Linked DNA regions of Homo sapiens: region 2 is linked to region 1. The links are chromatin contacts, found by Hi-C or POLR2A ChIA-PET in ENCODE. All regions are on one chromosome and are shown on one strand. The core of a region is the stretch at or near the end of the contact, and the rest is flanking DNA. Distances in the headings are between cores, read along the strand shown.

Evidence for each region. Hi-C counts contacts between places; a loop is a spot of excess contacts on that map. ChIA-PET counts read pairs that join two places held with the same protein, here RNA polymerase II (POLR2A). Pooled maps may share reads with other maps.
Region 2: a map of mammary epithelial cell shows a loop between it and region 1 (4-fold over the local background). The contact joins two enhancer-like sites. A Hi-C loop is called at or near these places in 1 of 168 maps with a recorded cell type or tissue (mammary epithelial cell) and 3 of 50 pooled maps. POLR2A ChIA-PET finds 5 or more read pairs at or near these places in 1 of 52 experiments (AG04450).

The regions. Positions count from the first base shown.
Region 1 is chr7:133,049,586-133,056,959 of GRCh38, reverse strand. The region is part of intron 2 of CHCHD3 (coiled-coil-helix-coiled-coil-helix domain containing 3); the gene reads left to right. Among named protein-coding and RNA genes, the nearest start is that of MIR3654, 18 kb to the right of the region's middle. Within about 2 kb of position 3,204, at least 9 of the 41 ENCODE cell types and tissues checked have a DNase peak (open chromatin) inside an H3K27ac peak, as active enhancers do; they include mammary epithelial cell, where a contact is called at or near this core.
Region 2 is chr7:133,849,033-133,856,406 of GRCh38, reverse strand. The region is part of intron 11 of EXOC4 (exocyst complex component 4); the gene reads right to left. Among named protein-coding and RNA genes, the nearest start is that of LRGUK, 270 kb to the left of the region's middle. Within about 2 kb of position 3,271, at least 3 of the 41 ENCODE cell types and tissues checked have a DNase peak (open chromatin) inside an H3K27ac peak, as active enhancers do; they include mammary epithelial cell, where a contact is called at or near this core.

The DNA of each region.
Region 1 (7,374 bases), core at 1,955-4,454:
GGAGAGAGAGAGAGAGTGAGCTCATGTGGTGTATATTTAGTGTTCAAAGGGCTTTTGCCATTTAATAGTTGTGTGATCATGGACAAGTTGTCTCATTTTTCTTCAGAATAAAATGGGGAGACTAATGCCAATTTCTCATGGTTGCCATGGAGACTAAATGAGAAAATATACAGGTGCTGAGTGAAATATAGCAGGTGATCACTAAGTATCCTTTTCTTTTTTTCTTCTTTAACACAGAAGCATCCAGGGCCATAACTTCACTGCCACCTTTTACCTGTTCCACATTGACTCTTGCCAAGTGAACTACTTTCTGTCTACCCTCTTTGGCTTTCATTTGGTTTTCTGTGCCCTTGTTCCAACAAACATTTATTTATTTATTACTGGCTATGTGCCAGACACTGTACTAAGTGCCAGAGTTTCAAAGATGAATAGGTCAGAGATGTGACTGCCGACTAACTCTGCATAGGGCGGTCAGGGCAGACTTCAGGAAAGGGGTGGTGATGATGTTTGAGCTGAATATTGAAGGAGGAATAATAGGAGTTTACCAATCAGACATGATGGAATTGGTGGTGGGGGCGAGGAGGAGAAAGGGCATTTCTTGGGAGAAGGATGATGTGCGATGATGGGTGCATTGGTTACAGTCATAAAGGGCTTGGTGATTTCTGTGAATTATAACTAGTTATATTTATTTGAAATGCACGTACTTGGTGGGAGATGAGGTTACAAGGAGTAAATACGAATAGACTGACAAAGCTAAGGAGTGGGGATTTGCTTCTATAGTAAATGGCTCTAACCCTACATTTTTTTTTTTTTGAGGCATAGTCTTGCTCTGTTACCTAGGCCGAATGCAGTGGTGTGATCATAGATCACTGCAGCCTTGACCTTCTGGGTGCAAACAATCCTCCCTCCTCAGTTTCCTGAGTAGTTTGGGTTACAAGTGTGTGCCACCACCACATTTGGCAGACTTTTTTCTTTTTTGTAGAGACGGGGTCTCACTCTGTTGCTCAGGCTGGTCTCTAACTCTTGGGCTGAAGTGATTCTTCTGCTCAGCCTCCCAAAGCACAGGCGTGATTACAGGTGTGAGCCACTGCCCTGGCTCTATCCTTACATCTTTATACTATTTTTAATTAATATATATGTGTGAGTATGGTGGGGGAGGAGTGAGGGAGAGATATCACCTCCAAAGTCACCTCAACAGAACTTTTCTTGATCCTATTTGCCTTCCTCTAAACTCACATGACATTTTATCTATATTTTTCTCTTGGCAGTCAGTATTTTATGTATACACACACATATAATTATATATAATTAACTATAATATAATTAAATGTATAACACATGTTATAATTAATTATAATTTGATATATAACACAATTATATTAGAATTAATTATAATAAATACATAATAATTATAAACAATTATAATTAAATATGTAACAATTATATTATAATTAATTATAATAAATATATAACAATTATAATTAATTACATAACATAATTATAATTAATTATAATAAATACATAACAAATATAATTATGATTACTATATAACATAACTATTATAATTATATAACATAATTATAATTAATTATAATCAAATATATAATACAACTAATTATAAATATATAACAATTATATATAATATATTCAACTAATTATTCTAATTAAATAGATAATATAATTATAATTAATTATAATATATAAGTATATTATAAACATATAAGTATATGCAAAATTATATGTGTATATTTTATATACATATCATTATATATTAAGAATACATAATTTTTGTTTTTTTAAAGAGATGAGGTCTCACTGTTTTTCCCAGGCTGAACTCAAACTCTTGGGTTCAAGTGATACTCCCACCTCAGCCTTCCAAGTAGCTGGGATTAAAGGTGAGTGCCACCATGCCAGGCCCCTCTACATTTTAAAAACGGTTACTTATTTATAACTCTGTTAGCACCTTTACTATACATTAAGCTCCTTGTGGGCAGAAGGCATACCTGAGAGCCCCTGGTTCCTTTGTGACCCATATGGCATCTGTCTGACCTGTAGAAGGTGCTCAAGAAACACTTGACAATGGAATGAATGAATGGATGGGCCTGTGATCATCCCCAGCTTCTTCAGAATACTTTCCACTTCAAAAACATGTTTGATGAAAGCAGTCAGTCACAAAAGACCACATACTAAATGATCCCATTTATAGGAAATGTCCAGTATAGGCAAATGTATAAAGAGCAGAAGTGGTGGTTGCCTAGGGCTGGGGTGGTGGTGGTGGTAACAAGGATAGGGAGTCACTGCTGATTGTTGCACAACTCTGAGGATATACTAAACACCATTGCATGGTACTTTAAATGGGTAAATTTTATGTTATACACATTTTGTGTCAATAAAGCTTTTGAAATACTTTTGAAATTTTGTCAAATTTTAACAAAAGTATCTTTAAATGCATTTTTTTCCTGTTTTTATGTTTACCGTATATACATAGGGACTTGCATTATATAATATTTATTGTTATTTTTTGAAGTTTGGACTGGGAGCTCATAGCATGTGCTTTGGGACTTCATTAACCATTTCAGAGATGCAAGGCAGTGTGAGAGGGAATTCTTGTGAGCCTATGCAGAATGACCTCATTCTCTCTGTCAGAGAAATACTGCACTAAGTTATTTTAGTATTAGCAGAATGTCGTTGTTGGATATATTTGGACAGTATATTTTTGTTTCAAGTCATTGAAGAAGTTTGTCTTCATGGAGTAATATATTGCTTTATCTTAATAAATAGGCATAGCATTGGCAGAAGTACAAGGAATGGTGCTATTTTTCTGTCACCTTCAGAATGAAGAGGTAGGTATAGTTTGTTTTTTAGCCTGTTGATCTTGTACTTCTCATTAACAGGTACTTTATTTTTAAAAGTATGTTTTACATTAAAATAGCATTTGTGCACTAATGAAGCAATACTTATTAATAAAACATGCCCTTAGATAAATTGTTTAATGCAGTTTTCTTTTTTCTTCCACATTGTGGGGACTAGTGGTTTCTGTGTTGATGAAAGAGCAGGGAGCATCTTTTCTTGTGTGTTCATTCATGCAAAATTTTGCCCTCTTGAAAAATGAACAAAGATCATAGCCAGAAGGTATTTATCATGCAGTTAACCACAAGAAATCTTGAATGAGATCATCATCAAGTAACTTAAATAAAACAGTTATTTTCTGACACTTTATCACCAGAGTCATTCTTTAGGACACTTAGCATTATTATGTATGCATTTTTCTTTTTCATATAATTGCCAACTATTTTGAAGAATGGGATGCTTCAGATTAACGTCTTGGGAGGGAGACACAATCTACTTGACCCTGATTTAAAGGAATAGTGGAAGTGGGTGGTTCTTCACCACACATGTGATTGTTACTAGGGATTCTTCATAGACTCTGTCATAGCAAAAGTATTATATTTGGCTTCTCATGACGTGTCCCGTGACTAGCAGAGTGTTGCTCAGTGGAATGGCTTGGGCTGAATCAGTAGGTCTTTCCAAGTATAAATTTGAGTGCTCACTAGACCAGAGAGAGGCAGAGGCGTCAGGATTTGGTGGGAGATTCTCTGAGTGTTGCAAATAGTCCCCATCCCTCCTGTGCATGACCCAAGAGTTTGCTCTGAGACACCTATTGAATAAATGGCCAGCCAGCACTGTGGTTAGGTGAAAGGAGCACGAATATTGATAGATATTTAAGCCCTGACGTGACTGAGCCTGGCCTTCAGCTTTGCCTCTTACTATATTTGTGATGTCCAAGAGTGACAGGGGCTAACATAGCTATAAATAAGCAACTATTAAGAAATTGTAAAAAGCAGTGACTGCCAAGAGAAAAATATAGAGAAAATGCCGTGTGAATTTGGAGGAAGTTTAGAGTGATAGGAGCTGTGTGCCAAAGCCACTAGTCTTTCTTGGGCAATTCCCATTATGGAACAAAGGGATCCAGAATGCATTTTCCCAAAGAAAGAATGAGTACAGATGAAATATTGTTGTTAGAATAATTCTTCAGGCTTATCATGGGTTTTTGGGTTAACTTGGAAACCCAAATAGCATTTTACTTTTTAATGACGAATATACAAATGAGCTATGGCACCCCTGAAGAGTTGGCATGGTTTTCCATAGCTGCGGTCAAGGTTGGCTCCTTTCTGTACAGGTTTTCCATATGTCTTGTGAGAGGGTTTGAAATATCAACTTTGGATTCCAACATCTGAGTTCAGTTATTGTCTCTATGCAGTTTTGATTACAAGCAAACATTTGTATACATACAAATGTGTGTCTGTGTATGTGTGTTTGTCACTTAAGAAAATAATGTGTCAACCACAGATATGTTAGTATGAGCATTTTAACAGTTCGTTAGTCACTGAAGTTTTTTTGCAGTACAGGCTAATGCCAAAGGCAAGCTTTCTCCTGCTTGCTGTTTTGCCCAGGGCTGGCATGGCTGGTCAGTGACATCAAGGGATTGTAACAATTCACTTTTATAATAGTTGATATAATTTTGGTTGGCTTTTGTTTATTCACTATTTCAAGTATGATGGTGGTGGTTTTTTGTTTTTGCTTTTCTCTGCTTCAAAGCTATCAACGATTGCATTCCTCTCCTCCACTAAACTTTATGTAGGAGGGAGGGAGGATTTAGTACCTGCACATGGAAATACTTTGATGCTGTGTCGGGTCATTTTTCAGGGAGACAGAGGCCAGAGTCTGTGAAGGTCTGTAGCTGCAGAATGGTTAGCACAGAGGCAATTGATACAATGAGGGGGCTCAGGTTTTGGGACCAGCCAGCCCTGAGTCACCATGGGGCTCTTTATAACATTGGAATAATACTTAACTCAGGGCTAACCTAATGCCTAGAACATTGTAGAATCAGTAGAGACTAAATTGGCATGGTATTGGATTGCTGACTAGAAATACTTCTATCTCAACCTTATAACCAACTGGCTGTTTTACCTTGGGTATGTTTCTTTATTTCTCTGGGCCTTAGTGTTCTTATCTGTCAGATGGTGGAATGGACTGTTATCTCTAAGATTCCCTTGATAGATTCTGAGCTTTTTAGATAAGAACCATTTTCATTCGTCTTTGTTTCCTAACACTGCGATTATACTTGGACAAAACATTTTTTTGAACGAATGATTAGATTTGCAGCTATAGTTATATAGCTACATATAGTTATAATTATGAGCTTATTTGTATATGTCTGTGAACATTTATAAATGAGAATTGTCTTTTTTTGAGGTTATCCTCAAGCAGCCTGAAATGCAATTTTATCTCTAAATGTTCATTCATACATATACATATGTGTGTATGCCTAGAACTAATATATAAAATTTAAAAATTAGAAAAAAATAAAAATGATCAAGGTGCAAGAGTATACGTTTAAACAAATCTATTGCTTTAGAAGAATTTATTTATGTTGCATTATTTGGATATGATGCTTAGAATAACTTGGCTAGTAGAAAAATGCTGTTGGCAGCTTCTAGGTTTAAAAAAAGCACCCCAGAGAATTAGGGAAAAAATAGTAGTTAAAAGGGTACTGTCAAGGTTGGTAGGTCTAAATTTAACAGAGCAGCTGTGTTTTGGTTTGGAAGGGTGTGTGTGTCATGCTATCTCCCCGCGCTGTTTGCTTGCCCTGTTATGAGGCAGAAACATGTTATAATGGAGATAGAGATCCTGCCTTTTGAAATGCAGCCTCAAGAAGTGGCTGCTTGAATGTTGCAGTGCCCCCACTGGCTTACAAGAACCTTGTCAGTGTTTGGAGAAGTTTAAAGCTAGCAGGTGTAATTGTTGTTATGCTTTCTGGCTTGGCTGTGGTCTTTTTCTGAAGGAACTCTTCAAGAACATTGAGCAGTATTCTCTGTGCTTGAAATATTGTGTTTTATTGCATTTAAGATGCCAGTAATTATAAGATTTTATTTTATTTTTTGAGATGGAGTCTTGCTCTGTCACCCAGCCTGGAGAGCAGTGGTTCAATCTCAGCTCACTGCAGTCTCTGCCTCCTGGGTTCAAGTGATTCTGGTGCCTCAGCCTCCTGAGTAGCTGGGATTACAGGCACGTTCCACCACGCCTGGCTAATTTTTTGTATTTTTAGCAGAGACAGGGCTTTGCCATGTCGGTCAGGCTGGTGTCAAACTCCTGACCTCAAGTGGTCTATCTCCCTCATCCTCCCAAAGTACTGGGATTACTAAAGTCATGAGCCACTGCGCCTGGCATATTTTTAAGATTTTATGTTCCACTAAGAAATAACCTTGACAGTTAAGCTGTGATAAAGTGCTTTCCTATCCATTAGAATATTCATTTTATGTTTATTGGAGTTGTTCTATCTATGTTCATAAATAAAAAGGAAAATTTAAGTGAAATGAATTGGTAGCAATATTCTTGAAGCTTACATTCAGAGCCCAAGTCTTCTGAATCATTTTCTGCCTCCATGTTGTCCATGTGAGTGTTTTTTCCTATACTGTCACCCTGTGTGCCATTAAGAGTGGTAGTAATGTAGCAGTTGTTAAAAAGTGTGCTCTACTGTCTATCCTGGAATTTTCTTCCAAGCTGCTGACTCTCATTCTGCATTTTTTTTTTTTTTTTTTTTTTTTTTTTTTTTTTTAAGACACAGCCTCCTCTGTTACTCAGCTTAGGTACAGTGGCAAGATCTTGGCTCACTGCAACCTCCACCTTTCGGGTTCAAGCAATTCTTGTGCCTCAGTCTCCTGAGTAGCTGGGATTACAGACATGCAGCACCACACTAATTTTTTGTATTTTTAGTAGAGACAGGGTTTCACCATGTTGGCCAGGCTGATCTCGAACTCCTGGCCTTAAGTGATCCTCCCGCCTCAGCCTCCCAAAGTGCTGGGATTACAGGCATGAGCCACCACGCCTGGCCCTTCATTCTGCATGTTTTGATGCTACTGCCTTCTTGATCTCACATAGATAATGTCATGAACTATGTTATGACTACCACCTGGCCCACAGTGACAGGAAGATACCGTCGGTATCAGAGACGAATAAATGTGTACCTTAGAAGCAATGGCATGTAGCAGCAGTGCACTAGCTGTAAAAAGGACTTTGACCAAGGAGTCATTGTTCAGAGGTTCACAGTGGAAGTGTGGATTATGGAGTATTTTCTTTATTCTAAATGGTTAAACACCACAAGTAAAGAAATTGTTTCATGTTCAGACACTATTATTCTCTAATTGTATTAATGTACAGTTACCTTTTTTCTTTCATGGAGAATCTTAATGGAGAGTTTAACCTGAAAAGAATAGCCCTGCTGTTTCTATTTTTTTGAAACATCTTTCAAACTTCAAACATACTTTGCTTCTCAAACATTCATAGTGTGTATAAATTATGAGGAATACAAAG
Region 2 (7,374 bases), core at 2,022-4,521, 800 kb before region 1:
GTCAGGGATCAGGCCCAGGCAGTGTGCTCCAGGTGCTTAGGCATTTGGATGCTCTCTCACAACTCACTAAAGCATCACACATATTATTTTCCCACTTACAATGGCACCAATAACCTAAATCTATGTAGCACTGACCTTCTTTTAAACACATTACTGATTGAATTCCCATATAGGTGCTGTAGATTGGTATTACTTCCGTTTTATAGCTAAGGCTCGAGGAAGTTAGGCTTCCTGTGAAAGGCCACATAGCTAGTGAGAAGCAGGTCTGGAATCTGTTCCTGTGTCTCATTCCAAAGCCCATGCTCTTTTAATGACACAGGGCAGTTTCTTACAATTAATAAGCATGTAGGGTTTGATAAAGTACTTTTACGTGTTCCAGATCTTTTAACCTTCCTGGCAATTCTGTGAGGTAACTATCTCAAATGACAGGTAAGAAAATCAAGGCTCAGGATGGTGAGGGATAGGACCTATTTATATGGGTGACAACCTACGTACATGGTTGATAAAGCCAAAGGCTTAAAACTAGGTGCCAAAGCAGGCTTAAAATCAGCGCCTTCTCTGTAGACAGATGCAGTCTACATCTGTAGATATAACGCTTACAGATAATTATTGCAGCCATGTAATAACTGTTCACTAACTTTCTTGAGTGGGAAGGGGTATATAAGATTAACTGCTTTGACTGGCAGATGGATCGTGGGGAGCTGGCTAAGGCTTACTTTCTTATCAGTAGTTGCTTTTACCCTCCTCCCAAAGAGAAAGGTACACACTATGTTTTTCAAAATCATTGATCATTCTATTATGGTTAACAGTGCTATTACATCACTACACAGGCACTTAGGGTGGAGAAAAATGAATGTGGAGATTTGAAGGTTATAGGCTAAAATGTGAATCCCAGGGTCCTAGAATAAAAGCCACATATCTCCAAATGTGCTGATATCTTTAGAATTGAGATAATCAATTCTCCCTGCCTGATAAATGGAAGACATACAGACATGGGCGTGTGTACATCTTTTCATTTCTCGATAGAAGAAATCTGACAGGGTACCTGCTGTAATATAGAGGTACAGTTGAAATCTGCTGTGGAACTAAGTTCGTTTTCTGGTTTAGATTAGTAGATTATTCCAGGAAGGTTGGTTCAGGAGGACTGAGAGAGTATAAAGCAGCAGAGGTGCTCTACTGATTGTCTGGGGTAAGCCGTACATGAAAAACAACTGTCCACTTCTCTTTGCTGATAAAAAAAATATATATATTTATATATATATTTATATATATATATATTTATATATATATATTTATATATATTTATATATATATTTATATATATTTAGATATATTTAGATATATTTAGATATATTTAGATATATATATATTTAGATATATATATAGCCTTAGGAATAGAGAAGCCATTATAATCCAATAATCAGCTAGAGGGCAGCACTGTGTCATCTACTTGCTGCAAATGAGAAAGACATGAAGACAATATGAGAATCATAAAAAGTAGGGATGATATACTGCACAAGTCTCTAGCTGATGATCTAGATCATAAAGTGTCTTCCTTTTTTTAATTAATGCCAACAGGCAAGTTTTTTTTTTTATTGGCTTCTAGGGAATAAGGAAAAGGGATGGTGAGGAGGATACACCCAAGCAGATGAAATGGCTAAGAGGGACTATTTGAAGGTAGGGCTGGAGTGGGAGTTAGGAGGGCTCAAAAGTTTAAAGTGCCTTGGGGTCCCACACAGCCTCTCAATTTTGCTGATGGCTGTGCTTGTGTTTTAAAAATAAAATATCTGCTGAGTGGATTAAAGGAGTGAATTGAATTCCCGAGGCTCCGATTACTTTTCCCTTTGCCAGTTTTTATCAGCAACGATCAGTAAGACTGTCAGATCTGATGTAAGCTGCCTTCCTCTTGCACTCTTCTTTAGCTTCACAGCATGTGAAGCACAGGATTAAAATGTATGTGTGTGTGTGTGTGTGTGTGTGTGTGTGTGTGTGTGTGTGCTCTTTCAACAACTGAGCCCAGTTGAGAAGAATGCTAAAGAAAATTCCCTAGGAATCGGAGGACCAATAAGAGGTGGCAAGCATGTGCAAGAGAACACCATCCTTGGTCTCGAAGGTATGGCCCTCCATCAGTCCCCAGAGTCCGTCATTCCCAGCTCTACCCCAGCCTCACCCTGAGGAACAGGGAGCTGGACAGCTCGTGTCTGCAGAGGCATGTGTAAAGTGATGCTACTGATGTGTTATTATAAGGCCTCTCCCCACAGCCAAATGGGCTGGACCTTTTGACACACTCCCTCTCTCCCTGTGCACACTGATGCCCTGATGAGGCAGGTGCCTGCCAGTTCCTGGTTGAGGTTGTTTCCTCTGGGCACCACATCCACTTGGAGGTTAAACACTGCCTCCAGAGGGCAAATGGAAACAGTCAATGTTTTTGACTCACCCCGCCCCCTAGGGACTATAAACTGCTGAAACCTTGTTCGTGAATACTCTGTGCCCACAAATATGCCAGCCAAAGAATGCACCTAGAATGAGGGCACAGCACAAACAGGCTGCTCGGCTTACAGGAACCAGCAAGTTCTTCTCGGGTTTAATCTGTCCAGAAGAGGGGGGAAATGTCTCTAGAATAGGATCACTATAGAGACATTCCTCAGAGATGAATACAAACATGAGCATGGGGAAGGGCTCAATAAACACTGGCTAACTGTATCACACTGAAGCAGGACGTCTCCCCACTGGCAATGGTTGGGAATGGTTTCCCAGTTCTCAGGTGTGCCTAAGCTACTTAGATATTAGGGCAAAGAAAGATTTTCTTTCCCTATAAAATAGATAGAGGTGGCGATAGTCAAAAACTGATGAGATACTGACAATACGAATATTGAAACCAGGTGCAGTGGTGCATGCCTGTAGTCTCAGCTACTCAAGAAGTTGAGGTGGGAGGATTGCTTGAGCCTACAAGTTCAAGACCAGCCTGGGCAACATAATGAGACCCTCTCTCCATGACTCTAAAAAGTTGTGTGTGTGTGTGTGTGTGTGTGTGTGTGTGTGTGTGTGTGTGTGTGTGTGTTAAAGAGAGAGAGAGAGAGAGACAGAAAGAGAGGGAGAGAGAAAGAGAGGGCGAGGGACAGACAAACAGAAAGAAACAAAGAAAGAAACAGATGGTAACAGAGCCCAGCCAACTACATGAAGCAGGTATTCCATCTAGTGAATAAGCACATAGTTACCCTCCATGTCATGCTAAAGAATGGCATTGTTCCAAAGAAGCTGGAGACGACCTCGATTGCTTAAACCACAGTCAAAATGCACTTAACTGGTACTTCTCTACCTTAGGCTACAGCCATTTACTGGATTCTGAACATTAGGAGCAAAAAGACAGGTAATTGACTAAATCCGGCTTCCAGTAACTTACTCCATGTCAGATTCTGCCAGGCCTTCAAGGAATACTTGACAGCAGAGATGCCCGATTGTGCATTTATTTATTGTTTTGTTTTTTGTTACTCTTTGGTCCCTAGATCATTGTGAAAGTAAGCAATAAATGTGCTTTGTGTGAATTTTAAGGATGGATTTTAAGTGGCAGCAAATGTTGCTATTCCTTTCCCTTAGAAAAAAATGTTTTTTATCAAACAAGACTCTATAAGCTTTTACTTGTTCCCCAATCTCCACCCCAAGGACAGGAGTCAGGAAAATGCTATGCTTATTTTTTTAAAAGCGGGGGAAAGGATTTTAGAAACTATTGATTAAACTTCAATCATCCCTTGGGTTATGAATATTTAGACAAAGAAATGTTAACTAAGAGCCATTATACATTCACCTAGATATTATGCTAATTTTCTTTTCTTTTCCTACAGGATTAGCAGACTAAGAGACCTATATGTGTTGAATTATCTCATGGGCTATCCTTGCAGTAAAAATATGAGGAAATGAAAATTCATGTAGTCAAATATTAGCAGGTGGTTGAAAAGCTATCCTGAGAAAAGGTCGCTTAATGGATTCTTTCAACTAAAGGGATACTTGTAACAGACTATAGTCCTTAGAAATGACCTATATATGTAATCCCAGCTACTCGGGAGGCTGAGGCAGGAGAATGGCTTGAACCCGGGAGGCAGAGGTTGAGGTGAGCAGAGATTGCACCACTGCATTCCAGCCTGGGTGACAGAGCAAGACTCCGTCTCAAAAAAAAAAAAAAATGCTCTATACAATGACTTTATTGCCAACTTTGAATAAAAAATTTATTTATTAAACTTAAAACCCAAAAGCTGAGACTGCTTTAGTATTACTAACGACAAAGTCAGGATTCAACATTATTCTAATAAGGCTTGAGAACAAAATTATAAAATTTAAGAGCAACAAATGTTTTTCACTGAGATTCCAAATTACTGGTTTTGTCAAGATTATAAGAAAATTTTAAAAGATCTGGGTATTTTAATTTGCCAAAAATAAGTTTGTATGAGAAGTTTGACTAGGTTCTTAGAAAAACAATGGCGACAACCAAAAATCCTGGGCTGGACTAACAGCAGTATAATGTAGTATGATGACTCGTGGGAAGATCAAATCAACTGGAATGAACTGTTGAAGTTTGTGACACTCTCCTGCTTAAAATCTTCCAATGGCCACCTACTATGCTTACAAACTATACTTACCTGAGCCATGGTAACACAGCTATGATGCCTTAAATACGCTGGCTGCTGCCTTCCTCTCTGATATTGCTGAAGTGACTCTCCTCTTCTCTTGCTCTACTTTCCACATGACCTCTCTTTCTTTTGACAAGACTCATGTTCACCATAGAGCCTGCCATGCACCACTCCCTCTGGCTGTAATGTGCTGCCCACAGATCTTCATTCACTCCCTGGCTCCTCTGTATTATTCAGGAACAGCTCAAATGGCACCTTCTGAGATGCTTTCCCCATCACTGATCAAAACATGCCACCCTGGCAGGGCCAGTGGCTCACACCTGTAGTCCCAGCACTTTGGGAGGCCAAGACAGGAAGACGGGTTGAGCTCAGGAGTTCGAGACCAGCTGGGGTAACATAGCAAGGCCCTGTCTCTATTTATAAACAAAATAAAAAACATACCACCTCTCTGCAAATATTTTCTATCATATTATCTGATCTTATTTTCTTTGTAACATTTTTGACTACTAGAGACCATCTTGCTTATTTATGTGTTTCCTGGTTTACTTGATTTTTCCACTACAAGACTAGAAGCTCCATGAAATATCCGACTTTGCCTGCCTTCTTGTCTGCTGTATCCCCAGCCTCCAGAATAGTGCCCAAAGGAGAACAGTGGCTCCAGAAGTATTTGTTGAATAAAAAGTTAAACATGTGTGCTTGACAGATCACAGCTGACTGTGTTTAATTCTAGTTATCTTATTTTGAGAGGGACACTGGACATTTTCCAGGGGAAAGTAACCAGGATGTTGAGAATTCTAGAAACTTCCTCATATGAGGAAGAATTGAATAAGCTAGGAAGAGTCAATCTAAAGAAGAGAAGGTGAACAGGAAACATGATAGTCATCTTGCAGAAAAGAAAGCAAACTTGTTTTGCCAATATTCCAGATGGCAAAACTAGAAGGAATGAGTAAATTACAGGGAAACAGATTTTTGGTTCAATTATAAGGAAAATCTTTGTTAAAAAAGGAAAGGAGGCCAGTCATGGAGTGGAATGACTTTTGGAATGGGAAGTTTCCTGCTAAGGTCTGTATTCAGCAGAGGCCGGATGACCATCTGTTGGAGTGATATAAAATGGATTTTGACATGGGTGTGTGTGTGTGTGGGGGGGTAACCTAGATAACCTTTAAGCCCTCTCATGTCTGAACGTATGATTCTATAAGACTGTTCATACATAAATACGGCATTTCCCAAAGAGAAATGGAATATTAGGTCCCTGTGACATTCTCGTGGAAAAAAAATCATTTGGGAAATACTATATACTATATCCTGTTTGGTGATGTGCTACCACTAAAAAAAAAGAAAAAACAAAAAACAAACTTATTTAATACTGAACCAATTTTTTCCAAACCTACTTGGAAATGAATCAGTTTTCATACAGCACCTATTAACATCCCACAGAGCTGGATCCCAAGGAATATATTTTGGGAAATGGTAGCCTATACTAGAGGGAGAGAATTCTTTTCTCCTTAGAATGCCCTAAAATGCAAAAATACTAGAATTCCTAATTCTACATTCTGGTCAGTGCCAAAGCTCTAGGCTAAAAATGTGGAAAAGATACAGTACCCAGAGAAAAATTTTCAATTTTCTGCAATTTTATAAAGACAAATAATCTACATATCACAGGAATTGGCAGTGTTTTGTTGGTTTAGAAGAACACACGCAGCTCAAAGAAATTGACATTCTACTGAAAAATAGTTCCTGAACATATTTACATTGAGAGTTGTTTCTGTGAACATTATGGCCATGAATAACTCAGATACACTTACTTGGATGATATTGAAAACAGTAATATTTCATATGCTGAAGTGCTTAGTGATGAATGTTTATAGCATATTGTTAAAGCTGACCAAAAGAAAGAAAATGAAATGTGACTTTTAGACAAGAGACCTTTTTCCTTTGTTTTAAGTTGTATTAATTTGGTAAGAATGCAGAAGATTGGATTGATTCATTCAGTCATCTAATACTTGAGTACCTACTACGTGTTAGGCATTAGAGATACAATGGTGAGCAAACAGACGTTATCGCTTCTTTCAGGAAGTTCATTATTTAGGGAAAGAGAGAGAAAATGAAATCAGCCACTATAATAAATTGTGATAAGAATAGTGATGTGCTGGAGCTGGCTCTTTTGGCTCATAAGCGTGGACTTAAATTTTTAGGACTTTCACGAGTCAGTTATTAAACACAGCCATCATTAAAACCTATGTAAACGTACAATTAAATAAAATTTATTAAAAACAATGGTAATACTCAAAATGTTTCACTTCCCAGTTATCTTATTATATATTTTACTACTCCTTAAGCTCTTTTTTTATTTTTTAATTTAAGAGACAGGATCTTGATCTATCACCAGGCTGGAGCACAATGGCACAATCACAGCTCACTGTAATCTCAAACTCCTGGGCTCAAACAATCCTCCCACCTCAACCTCCCAAGTAGCTCAGACTATAGGCATGTGCCACCATGCCCAGCTAATTGAATTTCTTTGTAGAAATGGAGGTCTTGCTATGCTGCCCAGGCTGGTCTCAAACTCCTGCCCTCAAGCAATCCTACCACCTCCCATTGCACTGGGATTACAGAGGTGACTCACTGCACCTGGTCTCTATGCTCTTGGGGTTATTTGCATCTGTTATATCCGTATGATGAAAATTCTGTATAATGGTGTGCTACTGTACATTTCTTCCAGAGTCTCAAGGCTTCAGGTTAAAACAGA